Regions from separate parts of the Homo sapiens genome. Here region 2 is linked to region 1. A link is a contact called in ENCODE Hi-C or POLR2A ChIA-PET data. All regions are on one chromosome and are shown on one strand. Each heading gives the region's core, a stretch centred on a gene start or an enhancer-like site at or near the end of the contact. The rest is flanking DNA. Distances are from core to core; before and after follow the strand shown.

What was found. A loop is a pair of places that touch in the nucleus more often than their neighbours do. ChIA-PET counts read pairs that join two places held with the same protein, here RNA polymerase II (POLR2A). Pooled maps may share reads with other maps.
Region 2: a pooled map shows a loop between it and region 1 (12-fold over the local background). The contact joins the promoter of SART1 here to the promoter of EHD1 in region 1. A Hi-C loop is called at or near these places in 5 of 50 pooled maps. POLR2A ChIA-PET finds 5 or more read pairs at or near these places in 2 of 52 experiments (CD4-positive, alpha-beta T cell and Panc1).

Annotation. Positions count from the first base shown.
Region 1 is chr11:64,876,661-64,880,262 of GRCh38, forward strand. EHD1 (EH domain containing 1) reads right to left here and starts at 1,961. Exons shown (of 5, transcript NM_006795.4): 1 at 1,401-1,961. The coding sequence starts at 1,804. It overlaps MIR10392 (microRNA 10392), which reads right to left and starts at 1,949; the gene lies at 1,863-1,949. RefSeq lists enhancers at 98-874, 538-637 and silencers at 798-867, 1,718-1,767, 1,788-2,347.
Region 2 is chr11:65,960,041-65,963,642 of GRCh38, forward strand. It overlaps SART1 (spliceosome associated factor 1, recruiter of U4/U6.U5 tri-snRNP), which reads left to right and starts at 1,694. Exons shown (of 20, transcript NM_005146.5): 1 at 1,694-2,053. The coding sequence starts at 1,741. RefSeq lists an enhancer at 1,552-2,339.

The DNA of each region.
Region 1 (3,602 bases), core at 711-3,210:
TCAGGTGGGGGCTGCCAAGATGATGTCTAAGATCCTTCCAGCTCTGAAACTCTAGGCTTCCAAATTCAGAAAACTGGTCCTGTGCCATGTCTCTCCTTTCAAAAAAGGTGTGCCCTCACAAGGAAAGTGAAGAGGACTCCGCCTCTTCAGGACCCTTAGCCCAAAGGGCTGCACTCAACCTGGCCTTGACAGACAAACATCAACAGCCGTAAAACAGGAGGGCGGGCTGAAATGCCTGGAAGTGAACAGACCCTGCTGAAGGTCAGCTCTGTGCCTGGAGTAGGCCTGGCCACCAGCTTGGCTCTAGGGCAAGCTGCCCTGCACAGCTGGATGGCGTCTGGAAAGGAATGTGACCGTGCAGGGCGGGGACCTGGAAGGCAGGATTCAAAGATTCCTTCAGAGGCTCTTCGCTGGTGCAGAATTATGAAAGGCATGTGGAGTCCGTGAACGTGGGGTGGCAGGGAGGACAGGGTCTGTGAAGTACTTTGGTATGTCGCCTGGGGGTTGGGACGGGCATGTCTCGAGTTTCTCTGGAGAAAAGTGAGCTTGGGCATTGCACTCCTTGAGGGGCGGGAGCACTGTGTTTCATTCACAGCACTGAGACAGGCAGAGTCCTGGAGCTCACTCTCCTCGCGTGCAGAGGCCACTTAACTGGAAAAGTGAGGTCCAAGTGGGTGAAGGAACCTCAGATTCTGTCCCTCAGTGCACAGAAGGGCTTAGGGCCAGAATCTCATTGCAGGGCTCCCACTGCCACCACCTCATCCTGCTTCCTGAAACCCCTCAGGGCAGCACTGACCTCTTGAGAGCTGCCATTGGGAGAAGTGTTCGAACCTCAACTGTCCCCTGCCTCCAAGGGGCTGCCCCAAAGTCAGCAAGCCACAGCCGATCCTCCTCCTCCCTCCTACACAAAACCACCGTCCCAGGGGAGGCAGAGCAGACCCACACCGCACCAGAGAAGGGAATGGCTAAAAGTTTCATTGTGTTTTGCTATTGACACTTAAGAAGACAGGGAGGGGAGGGTTGATTTCCGTGAATTAGGTGCATCCAGCCTGCGGGACGGAGGTGGAGACCAAGAAAAGGAGCGCAGGAATGGCTCAGCTTCCTACTGCGGCCCTGCTGCTGAGGGGAGTGGGGCTGGGATCTGCAGGAGGGCTTGGTGGTTACCCTGGAAGATTCTGGGGAGGACAGAAGCTGGGGGAGCCGACAACGCCCACTCTTAGACCCCCAGTGGGTTTACTCTGGGAAGGGGCAGGGCCCTTGGACCAGGGAGTGGTCACTGAGGGTCTCACTGGGGCCTCGGAGACAAAGGACGGCGGGGCGACAGCCACGGGAGGGTCAGGCTCCGAGTGAGGGGTGTGCCCCGGACGCGCCCCCCGCCCCCTGGAGTGATGGGTGGGTACCTGTTGAGGAAAGCGTTGCCAAACGCGTTGAGCTTGCGGAAGGGGCGCCGCGGGTCCACCACGAGCGCGTTGCCCGGCACCACGCCCTCAGTGGGGCCGTGCATGACGGCGATGAAGGAGTCGGTGGTGGGCTCGGGCCCGATGCGCATCCCCGGGAAGTCCTGCTCGATCAGGTGTCGGATGAAGGTGGTCTTGCCCGTGCTGTACTGCCCCACGAGGAGCACCATAGGCTTGTTGTCGAAGTCAGCGTCCTCCAGCGCGGGCGAGTGGAACTCGTGGAAGCGGTAGTGCTCCTCCAGGGGTAGCAGCTTCTGCGCGTACAGCTGCCGCAGCCCCTCAGCCACCGTCTGGAAGAGCTCCGGCTCCTTCTTGCGGCGGGCATCCTTGCTGACCCAGCTGAACATACTGCCGGACACGGGGCTGGCTGCTGCGGGGCAGAGCGGCGGCTGAGAGCGGGGCGAGGGTGCGGAGCCGAGGCGGGGCCGGCCGGGGCAGGGAATCGGGAGCGACCCACACTGCGCAGGCGCACAGCCCAGCCCGTCGAAGCGCCCTCTGCCGAATGCTGCGCACCCCTCGCGGAGCGGCCTTTATAGGGTCGGTCCCTCAGTGGCGGCTAGCGCCGCCGCGGCGGGGGCAGGGCGGAATTGGGGGCGGTAGGGAGGAGCCCCTCCCAGCCCCGCCCCTCCGACTGGTGCCACGTCTTCCCCTACCCCGCCCCCATTGGCTGATTCCAAATCTCGCGAGGCTGTGGTCCGGGTGCCGTGGCAACCGCACCTGTTTCGCCCCGCCCCTCGTAGGGAGGCTCGCGAAAGTGCTGCGGTTAGGAAGGCGAGGAGCGGGCGTTCGGCGGAGACGGCCTCTGGGCCGCGCGCCTTCCGGCACCGTGGCCCCCCCACACCCCCGCGGGATGGCTCCACGAGACACCCAGTCAGGCACCCTGGTTCCCTGACTACGCGCCGCGCCCGCCGTTCGCCACGTGCGGTCCTCCAGCTGGCTCGGAATCCCCGGAAGCATCGGAGTACCCCCAGGCGGCGGCACCTCCTCCTCTCAGCCCAGCTTCCCAGACACACACTGTCTTTGTCCCCTCATCTTTTATCTGCTTTGGGAGAGGGAGAGACAGGAAAGTGGTAGCAGAGCAAGCTGAGGGAGTAGAGAATCCGGGGCGGGCTGGTGACTGGGGAAAGAAAAATGGGCAGCGAGAGGCCTGACCTCCCCTCAGGCCGACGGGGTGGGAATGGGAGAGGGACGCAAGCGAGGGAGGACATGGGTGACACCGGACTCGCGCGGGAGAAGAGAAGGCTTCCCCACAAAGGCTATAGCTGGGGCAAGGCAGGGAGGGCATGAGGAGGAAGTTGAGGCTCTCTGGCCACTTGCGTATTGGGAAGTGAAATCGGAAATTCCCTATGTGGGGAAGAGGGGAAGTGTGGGGGCAACAATGAAATCTTGTGGGAATTTAGGGGGAAGTTTAAAAACCCAAATACTTCCACTTTCCTCTCGGGGTCACCACCATTTACCATCATTTACTGGGATCTGTGCCCTACCTCCCCTTACCAGTTCCTGGCTGTTCCATGGGGCTCACTCCCCCGCCATCCTCCCCGGCCACACACAGACCCCTTTGGCTGTCCAGGCTGGTGAGAATCTTCAGTGGGTGATGTCAGAGCTTTGGGGACTGATTGTTATGTAACCAGTATCAAGACACCAACCTGTGGTAGCAGGACCCTGGGGGCTCTTAAAGAGATCTGAATTGAACCTGCGACTTTGAAAGCCTCAGGTCCAACTTCCTCGCTTCTGGGAGATGTGGAAGCCTGGAGGGCTAGGGGCCTGTATCAGGGGATAACTTGGGCTGGTAGGCTAAGAGGAAGAGGCAGGAACTCAAATCTGAGAACGGGGGATATCTCAGGGGAACTGAGTGGTGGAATCTAGAGAGGACACGATGGGAGGTTTGTTCGCCTACCGCTTGTAAGATCCCTTCCGAGGGAATAGATAGTTCCCTTGCCCTCCCCTCTTGCTCCCTAACCATTGGAGAGCGGATAAGTAATTCCAACCCTGCCTGCAATCTTACGCCCCTTAGTGCTTTGATTTGATTCTTTTCATCATAGTAAAGCACACAAGCTACTGCCCCCCCCCTTTTTTTTTTTTTTTTTTTTTTTTGGTGTTATTCTCAAAAGAAGATACTGAGGCTCCTAGGCAGAGCTGTCACCA
Region 2 (3,602 bases), core at 444-2,943, 1.1 Mb after region 1:
AGCAGGCTTAGCTCTGTCCCCGCACCCCCTCCCCACCAGGAGCTTTGGCTCTTTTGGTTCCCCCCACCCAGTACACACAGCCCCTTCTCTGCTCCTGAGGAGTGGGGACATCTCAAAGAGCAAGAGCTGTGACTTCTCCACCCCATCTCCAATGTATATGTTGGGTCCTATAAATTCAAGCATGAATAAGATGAAATGACTCCTGCCTCTGAGGACGCCCAGTGAGTGGGAGAGGGGGTGGATCCTTAAAGGGGCGCATACAACATAGCCTAACACATGCTGAGTTGTGCCACACAGGGAGCCACAGACTGAGCAACCACTGGGTGAGGGGAGGGGTTTCAGGAGAGATTGGGATTGTGTGCACTGCGCTTTTTTTTTTTTTTTTTAAGACAGAGTCTCGCTCTGTCACCAGGCCGGAGTGCAATGGTGTGATCTCAACTCACTGCAACCTCTGCCTCCCAGGTTCAAGCGATTCTCCTGCCTCAGCCTCCTGAGTAGCTGGGACTACAGGTGTGCGCCACCACACCCAGCTAATTTTTGTATTTTTAGTAGAGACGGGGTTTTACCATGTAGGCCAGGATGGTCTCGATCTCTTGACCTCGTGATTCGCCTGCCTTGGCCTCCCAAAGTGCTGGGATTACAGGCGTGAGCCACCGCGCCCGGCCTGCACTGGGGTTTTAAGTCCCAATAGTTTTAAGTTAGGGCTGGTCTCCTCAAGAAAAAAACTCATACACACAGATGTGCCACATTTTGCATTCAATTTCAGGGGTTCCAGGGATACACTGACGCCCATGTGGAGCTCCTAAACAATCTTAACAGTTCACGGGGCCAGGTTTTAAAAATCCAATCCAGGGCCAGGCGCAGTGGCGCATGCCTGTAATCTCAGCACTTTGGGAGGCCAAGGCGGGTGTATAGCCTGAGCTCAGGAGTTCGAGACCAGCCTGGCCAACATAGTGACCCCACCCCCTACCCCCGCTCCCCACCAACCATCTACAAAAAAATACAAAAATTAAAGGGGCGTGGTAGCGTACTCTCGTAGTCCCAGCTACTGGGAAGGCTGAGGTGGGAGGATCACTTGAGCCCAGGAGGTCGAGGCTGCAGTGCGCTGTGATCACGCCACTGCACTCCAGCCTGAGCAACAGAGTGAGATCCTATCTCAAGGGAAAAAACAAAACAAAACAAAACAGGGAACGTGGGAAGGAAGCGTTCCCTGACGATACTGGTTATAGCGGGTCTGAAGCTGGGCTGTGGAATTGGAGATCTCGGGAAAACAACACCCGTTGGAGCCACGACCCTAGGAGTCCACTAAGCGAGCGCCCATTGTAGGAGGGAGGTGTCTACGGAAAGACCGTGAGGTAGTGAACACCCCGTTGCCGGTGAAGTGCAAGCGCAGGGAGGCCGGGGAGGAACTTAAAGCCACGAAGACACTGACTTAATGGGCTCTAAGTCCTTCCAGTTCTGGGATCCCACCTCCGGGTTAATTCCGCTTCCCTTGAGGAGCGCATGCGCAATGGGACCACTCGCTCAAAGAACCCACCCGACCCGAGACGGCGCGAATGTGCAGTCGAGCGCTGATCCCGGCCTTCCCATGAGCCTCTGGGGCAGGCTCCAAGGCGAGCGACGGAAGCAGCCGCTCTTAGTTTCCGGCAACACGACAGCGGCTGCCGAGCGACCCGGAAGTATTCCCATTTTGCGTTGTCTGGGCTCGGCGGCAGCCGGGCTCGGAGTGGACGTGCCACTATGGGGTCGTCCAAGAAGCATCGCGGAGAGAAGGAGGCGGCCGGGACGACGGCGGCGGCCGGCACCGGGGGTGCCACCGAGCAGCCGCCGCGGCACCGGGAACACAAAAAACACAAGCACCGGAGTGGCGGCAGTGGCGGTAGCGGTGGCGAACGACGGAAGCGGAGCCGGGAACGTGGGGGCGAGCGCGGGAGCGGGCGGCGCGGGGCCGAAGCTGAGGCCCGGAGCAGCACGCACGGGCGGGAGCGCAGCCAGGCAGAGCCCTCCGAGCGGCGCGTGAAGCGGGAGAAGCGCGATGACGGCTACGAGGCCGGTGAGGAGGCGGGGCCTGCGCAGGGGGCGGGTCGGGCGGGGGTCCCGGAACGCGTGGGTCTGGGTGTGCGCGCAGTGTCAGCGAAGCTCTTCAGGCCAGGAAACCCCCAAGCTGTTTACCAGCTCTATTAAATAGTCTTTCTACGGGATCCCTTGAGCCCAGGAGTTAGAGGCTGCAGTGAGCTGCGGTCCCGCCAGTGTACTCCAGCCTGGGCAACAAAGCGAGACTCTGTCTCAAAAAGAAAAAAGTCTTTCTACGGTTGTTTAGGATTAGAGGTTGACTTTCTCCACTCAGCTGCTTGAGGACAGAGGGCTTCTGTTTTCCTCAGTTGTCTGGTACAATCAGATTCTCAATAAATATGTTGAATGAGTGAATGAAGTAGTGTCAGCATATACAGAGGCAAGAAAAACCTGGTATTGGACGAATCGTGTAGGGCGCATGGTAGAGAAATGAGGGAGTAAGATAGACAGGGATGTGAACACAAAGGACCCTGTACTGTAGTCTCTGTTAAGAACTGTAGATTGTCTTGAGGATAGTAGGGAGCCATGGATGTGAGTTGAGGAGTGAGTTGCTCAGATCCGTATTTTGTAAACATCACTGGATTGAGAATTTAGTCAAAGGTAGTCAGGACTGGAGACCAGGAAACCAGGAGGGCTATAGGCCAGGGGAGGGCTGATGGTGGCCTGCACCAAGGCAGCAGCAGTGGGATTGAGAGAAGTGGACAGGTTGGAGAGGTGTTTTGGAGGAGGAATGAACAGAACTCAGCACTTGTATGAGGGTGGGAAGAAGGAATGGAGGATGACTCCTTGAATTTTGGCTTGAGCAGCCAGATAGGTAGTGGGTGTCATTTCTACTGAAATTGAGGAGTAGGGAAGAGAAGCAGATTTGGAGCGGGGGTGGGGGGAGATAGTTCACTTTTGGGGTTGTCAAGGTTGATGGTAATGGGGAAATCCAGAGTTTGGACTGGATAAAGCCATTGGGAGTCAGTATCTGGGTGGCCAGTGAAGCCCCTGAAAGACTGTGACATGAGAAGAGGGGGTCAGGACTAGAACCTGAGAAATGCCCTTATGTTAGTAGTAGGCAGAGAAAGATGTTACCAAAAAAAGGAGACAGAGTAACCAAAAAGGCAGGAAAACCTTTGTGTCATGGGAACTTTGGGAAGAGAGTATTGTTAGAAGGAGGGAGCGATCAGCAGTCCCACATACCACAGGAGATCAAGCAAAACCAGAACCGAAAAGAACCCACTAGATTTAGAAACGAGGAGGCTGGTGACCTTGGGGAGCCTGGAGAGGTTGGGATCCATGGCCCAGGTGGAGAGAGAAGCCTTTAAGATAAAGGAGAAGGTAGGATGCAGGATGGGAATGCAGGAAAGGAAGAGTTTTTTTTTTGTTTTGTTTTGTTTTTTTGAGACAAAGTCTTGCTCCATTGCCCAGGCTAGAGTGCAGTGGCACGATCTCAGCTCACTGCAAGCTCTGCCTCCTGGGTTCAAGCAATTCTCCTACCTCAGCCTCCCGAGTATCTGGGATTACAGGTGCGCACCACCGTGCCT